Linked DNA regions of Homo sapiens: region 1 is linked to region 2. Evidence: read pairs that join two places in POLR2A ChIA-PET (ENCODE). Cell type or tissue: PC-9. All regions are shown on one strand. Each heading gives the region's core, and the rest is flanking DNA. Links, peaks and the distances in the headings are about the cores only.

Evidence for each region. Peaks named below come from ENCODE experiments on the same cell type or tissue, not always from the same donor. Only the 100,000 strongest peaks of a DNase experiment are listed, where the experiment ranks them.
Region 1: POLR2A ChIA-PET joins it to region 2 with 6 read pairs; 2 of 35 experiments call an interaction of 5 or more read pairs at or near these places.

The regions. Positions count from the first base shown.
Region 1 is chr20:45,556,989-45,561,384 of GRCh38, reverse strand. WFDC8 (WAP four-disulfide core domain 8) reads left to right here. Exons shown (of 6, transcript NM_130896.3): 3 at 2,393-2,533. It also overlaps the pseudogene RNA5SP485. Among named protein-coding and RNA genes, the nearest start is that of EPPIN-WFDC6, 12 kb to the right of the region's middle. In PC-9, for the core only: no CTCF peak of the experiment used is centred there; no DNase peak of the experiment used is centred there.
Region 2 is chr20:45,353,098-45,357,493 of GRCh38, reverse strand. No RefSeq gene overlaps it. Among named protein-coding and RNA genes, the nearest start is that of SDC4, 6.9 kb to the right of the region's middle. In PC-9, for the core only: no CTCF peak of the experiment used is centred there; a DNase peak (open chromatin) is centred at 2,093.

The DNA.
Region 1 (4,396 bases), core at 269-4,268, 200 kb before region 2:
AGGTGCTTCTGAGATGCCCAGATGGTGTTTTTCCCAGGCAGGTCGAAATAAAAGTCTTTAGTTTGGAATAGAGGATGAGTCTGGAGGAAGAGATGGGAATCATAGTTGGGATCGTGGGAACGAGTGGGATTACCCAGGAAGTATGTGTCAAGTAATGTCAGAAGACAGCTGAGACCAGATCTCTGAGAAGCATCCCCAGTAGATGCAGAGAAACCCATGAGGTATGCTTATACACACAAGTAAGTGGTTAAGAAGAGCCAACAAGAAACGGAGGAGGGTTTTTATTAATAAGTGAGAGTTCAAGCTGACAATGGGGAAAGGAGCTACAACAACTCAAACCCAGTTTGATTTGCCGAACTCTGTCTCTGCCTAAACCTAGAACAATGGTTCCCAAGTAACAGCCTATCTCCTGGAGCCCACTGCCTGCTTTAGGACCACCTGGGGTTCTTTTTAAAAAGTGGAGTCCCAAGGATGCACTTTCTAGAGATTCTGATTCAGCCTAGAGTCTATATTTTCTGAAAGATGCATAGATGATTTTGATGTACACTCCAAATTAGGAACCACATACTCTTCTTAGCTTCAGTCCATTCCTGGAGGGGGTCATTAATGACAAGAAGTATTGTTGGAAAGTACTCAAAGTCTCAGTGGCCAGTCCTCAGGGAAGACGTGGGGCTCCTGAAGTGAGTCCTGGATTGTAAGTCCCAGACTTGCCCCTAATGCATTGTATTATCCTATCTGACCTCATTACTTTTGATCTATGAAATCAGAAGTTTGGTACCAATGATAAATAGAGTTCTTTCCATTCCAAAGTTCTACAGTTCCAAGACTCAGTAGTATCTGAAAGGATCATGCCTCTCTGGCCAGATTCCACTGGAGGGATGCTCAGTTTAGAATCATGGAGACACATTAAGCGCTGTATGAGCTATCCTTTGCTACGTAACAAATTATCTGTGGGTCAGAAGTCTGGCATTGTGCATCTGGGTTCTTTGCTCCGGGTCTTACCAGGCCAAGATTGAAATGTCAGCCAGGGCTGTAGTTCTCATTTGGGATGCACTGTCCTCTCCCAAGCTCCCTGGTTGTAGTAGAGTCATTTCCTTGGAGTTGTAGGACTGAGGCTCCTTTACTGGCTGTCACTTCTAGATGCCACCCTTATTCCTTGGCACTTGGCCTCAACCATCTTCAAAGCTACGAATAGCAAGTTGGATCCTTCTCATCATTTGAATCTCTCTAATCAATTCTTCTCTACCAACCAGAAGAAAACTCTGCTTTTCAAGGACCTAATTGACTAGGTCTGGGCCAGAGATTAGACCTTAAAATTAGAGATAATCTCTAATCTTAAAGTCAACTAACTTGGGTCTTTAATTTTTCTGCAAAATCCCTTCACAGCATTGCCTAGCTTAGTGTTTGATTCAATAATCAGAAGATGGGAATCTTGAGGGTGCAACTTTAGATTCTACCTACCACAAGCACTGAAATCAGGAAGCCATGTCTAGCCTTAAAAAGGAAGGAAGCATGGCCATACCACCCTGAAAATTCCTGATCTTGTCTGATCTCAAAAGGTAAGCAGGATCAGACCTGGTTAGTACTTGGATGGGAGACTGACTGGAAACACTGGGTGCTGTAGTTTTTTTCCCCTTGCCTCTTCTAGTTTTTAGTAAAAAAATAAAAATAAAAATAAAAGGTAGAAAGCAACGCCACATCTGCCAAGGTCTTACCCCAGGCATTATAGACATCACCCCATTTAACTCTTATAATCAGCCTGTAAGGCAGGAATTGTCATTCTCATTTTAAAGATGGAAAATATAACTCAGATGAAGGGAAATACTTTCCCAAGATTATTTAGTTGGTTAGTGTTGGAGCCAGGCTCCCGAGCCAGGTCTGCCTGACTACAATGCTTCTTCCACTCCACTGTTTCTTACTCCTTAGAGGTAAATTAAAAATCATACAATGAGTTCAGATTGGTCTTGAGTTTACCAGGAGTCAAGGGTCAAATCAGCCCTCCTGACCTCTACTTCCATGATGTTCCCACCAGTCTTTACTAATTTCTTTTATCAACTGGAGACAAAGGAATTAAGCATTAAAATATTAGGTTTCAAGAAGAGAGAAAATCTTTTGAATTTAGGGAAAGGGCCTTGGTCCCTTTCTAACCCCTTTCCCTGGTATCCAACATGCTTCTCCTTCAGTTCTTCTTGGACACAAATTCCTGATTCAGATCCATTTGAATGAATCTGAGTGCTGAGAAACAGAACTAGCCCCTGAATATAAGCAGAGCAAGAACTAAGAATCGAAGGTAGAGGATAGGGCTGAGAGAATTTCACTACACACCTTTGCCATAGGAGAAAAAGAGCTGAAATTCCGAAAGAATGTGAGTTTGGACATTTCTTTCTTGCAGACAAACCAGGGTTATGTCCCAAAGAGAGGCTCACCTGTACCACTGAACTTCCGGACTCATGTAACACAGATTTTGACTGCAAGGAATACCAGAAGTGCTGCTTTTTTGCCTGTCAGAAGAAGTGCATGGATCCCTTTCAAGGTAGCGATGTCCAGGCTGAGGACAGAGGTTCCCCACTTCTTGCTCTGTCCAAAACTGGCTGAGGGATTCCCTTGGATGGCAGGACAAGGACCCAGGGCCTGTGCTCTTCTCATTCTGTTATTCAATGCCTAACCCTCAAGTACAAGTCATAAGTCTAGGCATGGTGACCATCAATCACCATAATATTGATGCTGGTCTTCTTGGGTCCAACATTCAATTATTCACAAATAACTAATACTTGTTGCATGCGCACTCTGTTCAAGAGACTGTTATGGCACTGTGACAAAATAAAACCTCAGTCAGCTTAAATGCTGGCATTGTTTTTCAGACTCTTTGATCTTCAAGGAGGTTTTCTGGTGACTCAATGTATTGGGCATCTATCTAATATGTGCGGGGAACTGTGTGTTTTTTAAAAAGATTCATTTATTCACTCACTCATACATTTATTCATTCAACAAATATCTGTTGTTAATGCCCTTTGAACAAAGACCACCAGAATACACCTATAGTTGAACAAATTGGGTTTATTACTTATTGAAGTGAGGGAAAAGATTCACCCTAGACAAGTATGAGGCATTTCAGTAAGAAGCTGGTAGAAAGAATCTATTATAGGATTTGGGCTTTGATTGGGTAATTCGGGGGAGGGTCTAAAGAAGTGAGAGTTTTCTCTAGATTGGGTGCTGTCAGAAAGCGGGGGCAATTCTATGACTGGCTATCCCAGGGAATCTTAACAATACAGAATACAGAATAGACTAAGGATAAAGCTGTGATTGATTGGTAGAGAAGCATAAGTCACTCACGTTAGCTTAGAGGGGGGCGGGTGTTTGGTATTTTGCAGGTTTCACTGTGATCTTGTTTTTGTCTCACTTCATCATGATCTCAGAGTGACGTTGGTTGATACAGATGTTCTAGGAGATTTTTTAAATGTCCAACAGAGAATCCATGTGGCTTAGCTGGGAGTGTCAGATCACTTTTCAGACATCAGGGGCTGTTTCTTCCTTGGTATTTCATTCCTTCTAGGTACTAGGCACTTTGTTAGGCACTTTGGATGCAAAAGTAATTGCGGTTTTGGACCGTGAATTTTAAATCATTATAACTAGGCTTAAACACATCTTTATTGGCTGGGCACGGTGGCTCACACCTGTAATCCCAGCACTTTGGGAGGCCAAGGCGGGTGGATCACCTGATGTCAGGAGTTCGACACCAGCCTGACCAACACAGTGAAACCTTGTCTCTACTAAAAATACAAAAATTAGCTGGGCATGTTGGCGGGTGCCTGTAATCCCGGCTACTCAGGAGGCTGAGGCAGGAGAATTGCTTGAACTCGGGAGGCAGAGGTTGCAATGAGCTGAGATCGCACCATTGCACTGCGGCCTGGGTGACACAGCGAGACTCCTTCTCAAAAAACAAAAAAAAACAAAAGAAAATAAAGCAAAACACATCTTTATTAATCAAAATAGGAACCATTACAATCAACATATTTTTGCCAAAGAGAAATAAGTTCGTTTATTGCTGTAGCATACAAATCCATGCTTCAGGATTTGATGAACTCTTGGAAAGCATTTTCTGCATCCTGTTGTTTGTGGATGTGTTTTCCCTGCAAAAAGTTGTTTAGATGCTTGAAGAAGTGGTAGTCGGTTGGCAAGAGGTCAGGTGAACATGGTGGATGAAGCAAAACTTTGTAGCCTAATTCATTCCACTTTTGTGTTGGTTGTGTGACGTGTGGTTGGGCGTTGTGGCAGAGAAGAATTGGCCCTTTCTGTTGATCAATTGGCCCTTTCTGTTGACGAATGCTGGCTGCAGGCACTGCAGTTTTCAGTGCATCTCATCGATTTGCTAAGCATACTTCTCAGATGTAATGGT
Region 2 (4,396 bases), core at 244-4,243:
TCAGCTGGAATAATCAAAAGTTAAGAAACATCTGGGGTGTCTGTCTTTCCACTCTAACTTTCCACCCCAACCTCCCTGTTCTTTCCTTCACACCAGAGGGAGTCAGGAAACTGGTTTTCTGTGTTCTGTGTCTAATGATCAGGGGTTTTCTGCAAACCCTCTATCTATGCAGGGTGGATGATGCCAGGCATGACAGTGGGTGGAAGGACCTCTGAGTACAGCCATCCCTCAGCATCCATGGGTGGTTGGTTCCAGGACTCCTGGCAGATATGAAAACCCAGAGAAGCTCAAATCCTTTATATAAAATGGTATAGTATTTGCATATAGTCTATGCAATCTTCCCACATTCTTTAAGTCATCTCTAAACATCTAATACAATGTAAATAGTTGTGAAACTATATTTTAATTTTTATTTGTATTATTTTCATTGTTGTACTGTTGTTTTATTTTATTTTATTTTTAAGACGGAGTTTCACTCTTGTTGCTCAGTCTAGAGTGTAACGGTGTGATCTTGGCTCACTGCAACCTCCGCCTCCTGGGTTCAAGTGATTCTCCTACCTCAGCCTCCTGACTAGCTAGGATTTACAGGCATGTGCCACCATGCCCGGCTAATTTTGTATTTTTAGTAGAGACGGGGTTTCACCATGTTGGTCAGGCTGGTTTCGAACTCCTGACCTCAGGTGATCTGCCCACCTCAGCCTCCTAAAGTGTTGGGATTACAGGTGTAAGCCACTGTGCCCGGCCTTTGTTGTTATTTTAGAGACAGGTCCTTGCTCTGTCACCCAGGCTGGAGTGCAGTGGCGCTATCATATCTCACTGCAGGCTCACACTCCGGGGCTGAAGCAATCTTCCCACCTCAACCTCCTGAGTAGCTGGGACTACAGGTGCATACCATCAGGCCTGGCTATTTTTATTTTATTTTATGTAGAAAAGGAATCTCACTATGTTGCCCAGGCTGGTCTCAAACTTCTGGGCTCACGTGATCCTCATGCCATGGCCTCCCAGAGGGCTGGGGTTACAGGCATGAGACACTGTGCCCAGCCTCACACCTTCAAGTTTTCTTACCTTGATTCTTGACCCCATCCATCATGTACTAAACTTTCTGTCCCTACCTAGAAATTATTCTTTATTCTGACCTTAAAGGACTCAGGGCCTTGTTTTAAGATGAAAAGTTGTTTTTTTACACTTCCTTTTTATCATTATTTATTCATTCAATCATCTACTTGATAAATATTCATTGAGCATTTATTATGTGCCAGAAACTGATCCAGGTGGTATGGATATAAATGAATAAAGTGAATAAAGAGAAAATACTCTAATCTCATAGAGGAGAGAGATGATAAACAAGTCAATCAACAATATAAAATCTAGCGTCAAGGAATGTCAGTATACTCAGAACACCAACAGTGTGGGATTCTGTTATAACATCAGAAAATGGATGAATACAATATTTATCTCTGCTCCTTTTAGGACAGGACACTTGGGAATCAGGAACAGGAATCAGGGCTGTAAGTTCAGTGAGACAGCATGGTGATGCAGACAGAATCAAAGAAACTTGAGTTTGAATCTTGTATCAGTCAGCTTTTGCTACTTAACAAACACCCCACAAATCTCAGGGGCAACAGAAATGGATTTCTCAATTGTAGATTTGCAGGTGGGTTAGGGCAGCTTTGTTACAGTTACGGTTTTGTTGTCATTTCTCCTTGCTCCGCCTGTTTTCTCATCTGTAAAATAGAGATAAAACTACTTACTTCACAGCATCCAAGTGAAGATGATGCTCAACACTCCCTTCTGATTAAACATACACTCTGCTCAGGGTATGTGAGAAGCTAAATGTTCAACCTCTAGGCCAAATAGTAATCCAAAAAGTGGTCTGGGCTGCAGGCGCTTACTTAAGGAATAAGGAAGGCCATTGGCCAAGCCAATGAGTCTTGTGGTCCCCTCCCAAAATTTAGACTAGAAGAGAGAACCAGTAAGTCAGTAAAAGAGAGAGAGGCACACATCCAGGAAAAAGAAGAGACACTCTTAAAGAAAGAATAAGCAGGCTTAAAGAGCAAGAGATGAGTCAGCCAGTCTGTGGCATCATCTCAGTCCTTGATGTTTCCCTTTCAGTTTTAACCTTTAGCCCTCCCGGTCCTCCTAATAACTCCTAAGCCTTTTCTTAAGGAGTCCTGAGTGAGGCATGTTTCCTCGCAATTGCAAGAACTGAGCTAAGACAGAGAAGATGCATATAAAGTTGCCAGCCCACAGCTTGGCATATAGTAGATCCTCAGTCTACTGTATAGCTGGCAGCTATTGTCCGCTAATCAGGGAGCTGCTTAAGAACACGGACAGGTCTTGTTCACCAGGATTTATCAAAAAGCTTCTCACATACAAGATATTCATCAGATGTTTTTTGGATAAATGACCAAGTGAGTGAATTGCTACATCTGAGCCTCTAAGGGAAAATGTCCAAATGGCATTCATCCAGTTATCCATGCGACAAGTATTTACTGAATGTAAACCTCTGCCAGACCTTGGACAAGGTGCAAGGGATGCAGTTGTGAACACAACAATGTTCTTGCCCTCATGAAACTTACATGTGGCAGAGAAAACAGAAAATAAACAAGTAAAAGAATAAGTGCGTGATGGCAGGTAAGGGAAATGTTACGACAAAAAAATAAAGCAAAGCAAGTGGAAAGAGTAATTGGAGGTGTTATTTTTAGAATTCTTCAAAATGCCTGTGGTGGATGCTGATTCACCGTGTGGGCCTCGGTTTGCCTATCTTATAATGCGGGTACTGTTGGACTGAATGATTTGAGAGGACCCTTCTGGGCCTAGTGTTCTTAGTTTCTGTGGTTATGCAAGGCAGTGGCTGGACATTCCACAGCCCCTGGAAACTCTAAGCTGTCATTATCTGTAGCTGGAGAGAGATTTACATAAACTGAGGAAGACCAGAAAGGGTTGGCACCATCCTGGGCGAGAGCCCTATGGCCCAATCCTTTTTCTGTTCTGAAAATAGTAATGTGTTACCTGTTATTAACCATGTGTGAGGAGCTGCTGGGGAGGGGAGTAAGTCAAGACTCTTATGGGGAGGCCCCCTTGATTATAAAAATAGATAACACTTTGATGCTCCGTATTGTGCTAAGCACTGTAGTCTTAACATTTTTATGATGTTAAGAACTATAATGACCCTCAAATTACATGGGGGGACACATGAGAAAACTGAGGCACAGAGAGAAAAAGTGTCTTGCTCCATACCACCAAGATTGCAATCTAGGTCTCTTTAACTTTGAAGACTGTGCTCTTCACCTAAAACTAACATGAGTGAGAAAGGGATGCCTGCCCAAAGAGTGGGACAGATAGAGTCCTAGAAACCTCAAGGCAGGAAGAAATGAGAATTAAAAGAAGAGGATGGAGGATTCCAGGAGAAGGTAGCATTTAAGGTGTCTCTGGATGTACCAGGTGTGCACCTAGCCTTGGTTAACTCCGGCCTAGGAAGTCTGAGAAAAGGGGGAGGGACACCACCTCTGCTATAGGCTGGGTCTGAGCTCATTTTTTAGCTCCATGGGAGGGGGCTGCCTGTTGATGTCCTAGATCATTTCCTTTTGCTTGAAAGGAAGCTAGGGGGAGGATGTAAAGTGTTTGACCAATGCCATCTCTCAGACTCACTCAATCTCAGGTTAGAATATACAGAAAGAGTGCTGGACCCAACATAGGTGAGTATATGTTATGTGTTCACCACTTCACCTTATTCCATTCTCCTAATTAGTTCAAGAGGGAATTATCTCCATTGTAGGGAGGAGCAAAGGGACTCACAAACTTTCCTCCAGTTGGCAAGTCCTGGAAACAGGATTTTAATGAAGAACTTCTGGCTGTAAACACTGTGGGTTTTGTTTGGTTGTTTGGGTTTTTGTACCTCAGCCCCATGCAGGAAATTAGGAACTCCTATTCAGTATTACAAACCTTTGACTACTGCATTTTGTTTTTTGGAGGCCAAAGAAGAACCCAATAAAACTTCTCAAAGAATCTCAGGTTTTGGACAAATTATTTTTAACTCTTTGGGGGTCAGGATCACCCAAAAGGAGGATCCCCCAAACATCCTCTTTTTGTGGATATAAAGAAAGAATCTGAAGTTTCTTGCCCCAAAATAATGTATGCAGAGACACATAACCTAGAGGAGTACTGACCATGCATGTGTCCTCTGCCCCCAGTCATGGAGCCCAGGTTAAAGACCCATACATCCACAAATAATTATATTCAAACATGTTGCATCCCTTTAGAGATTCTCAGAACTTGGGGAAGGGGAAATTATTTCCTTAATTCCAGGAGGTTAAGATAGTTTTATAGAAGAACTTCCATTAACTCTCTAAACGAGCTGTTTTCAGTTTTTGTTTTTGTTTTTTTGCTAGTGTAC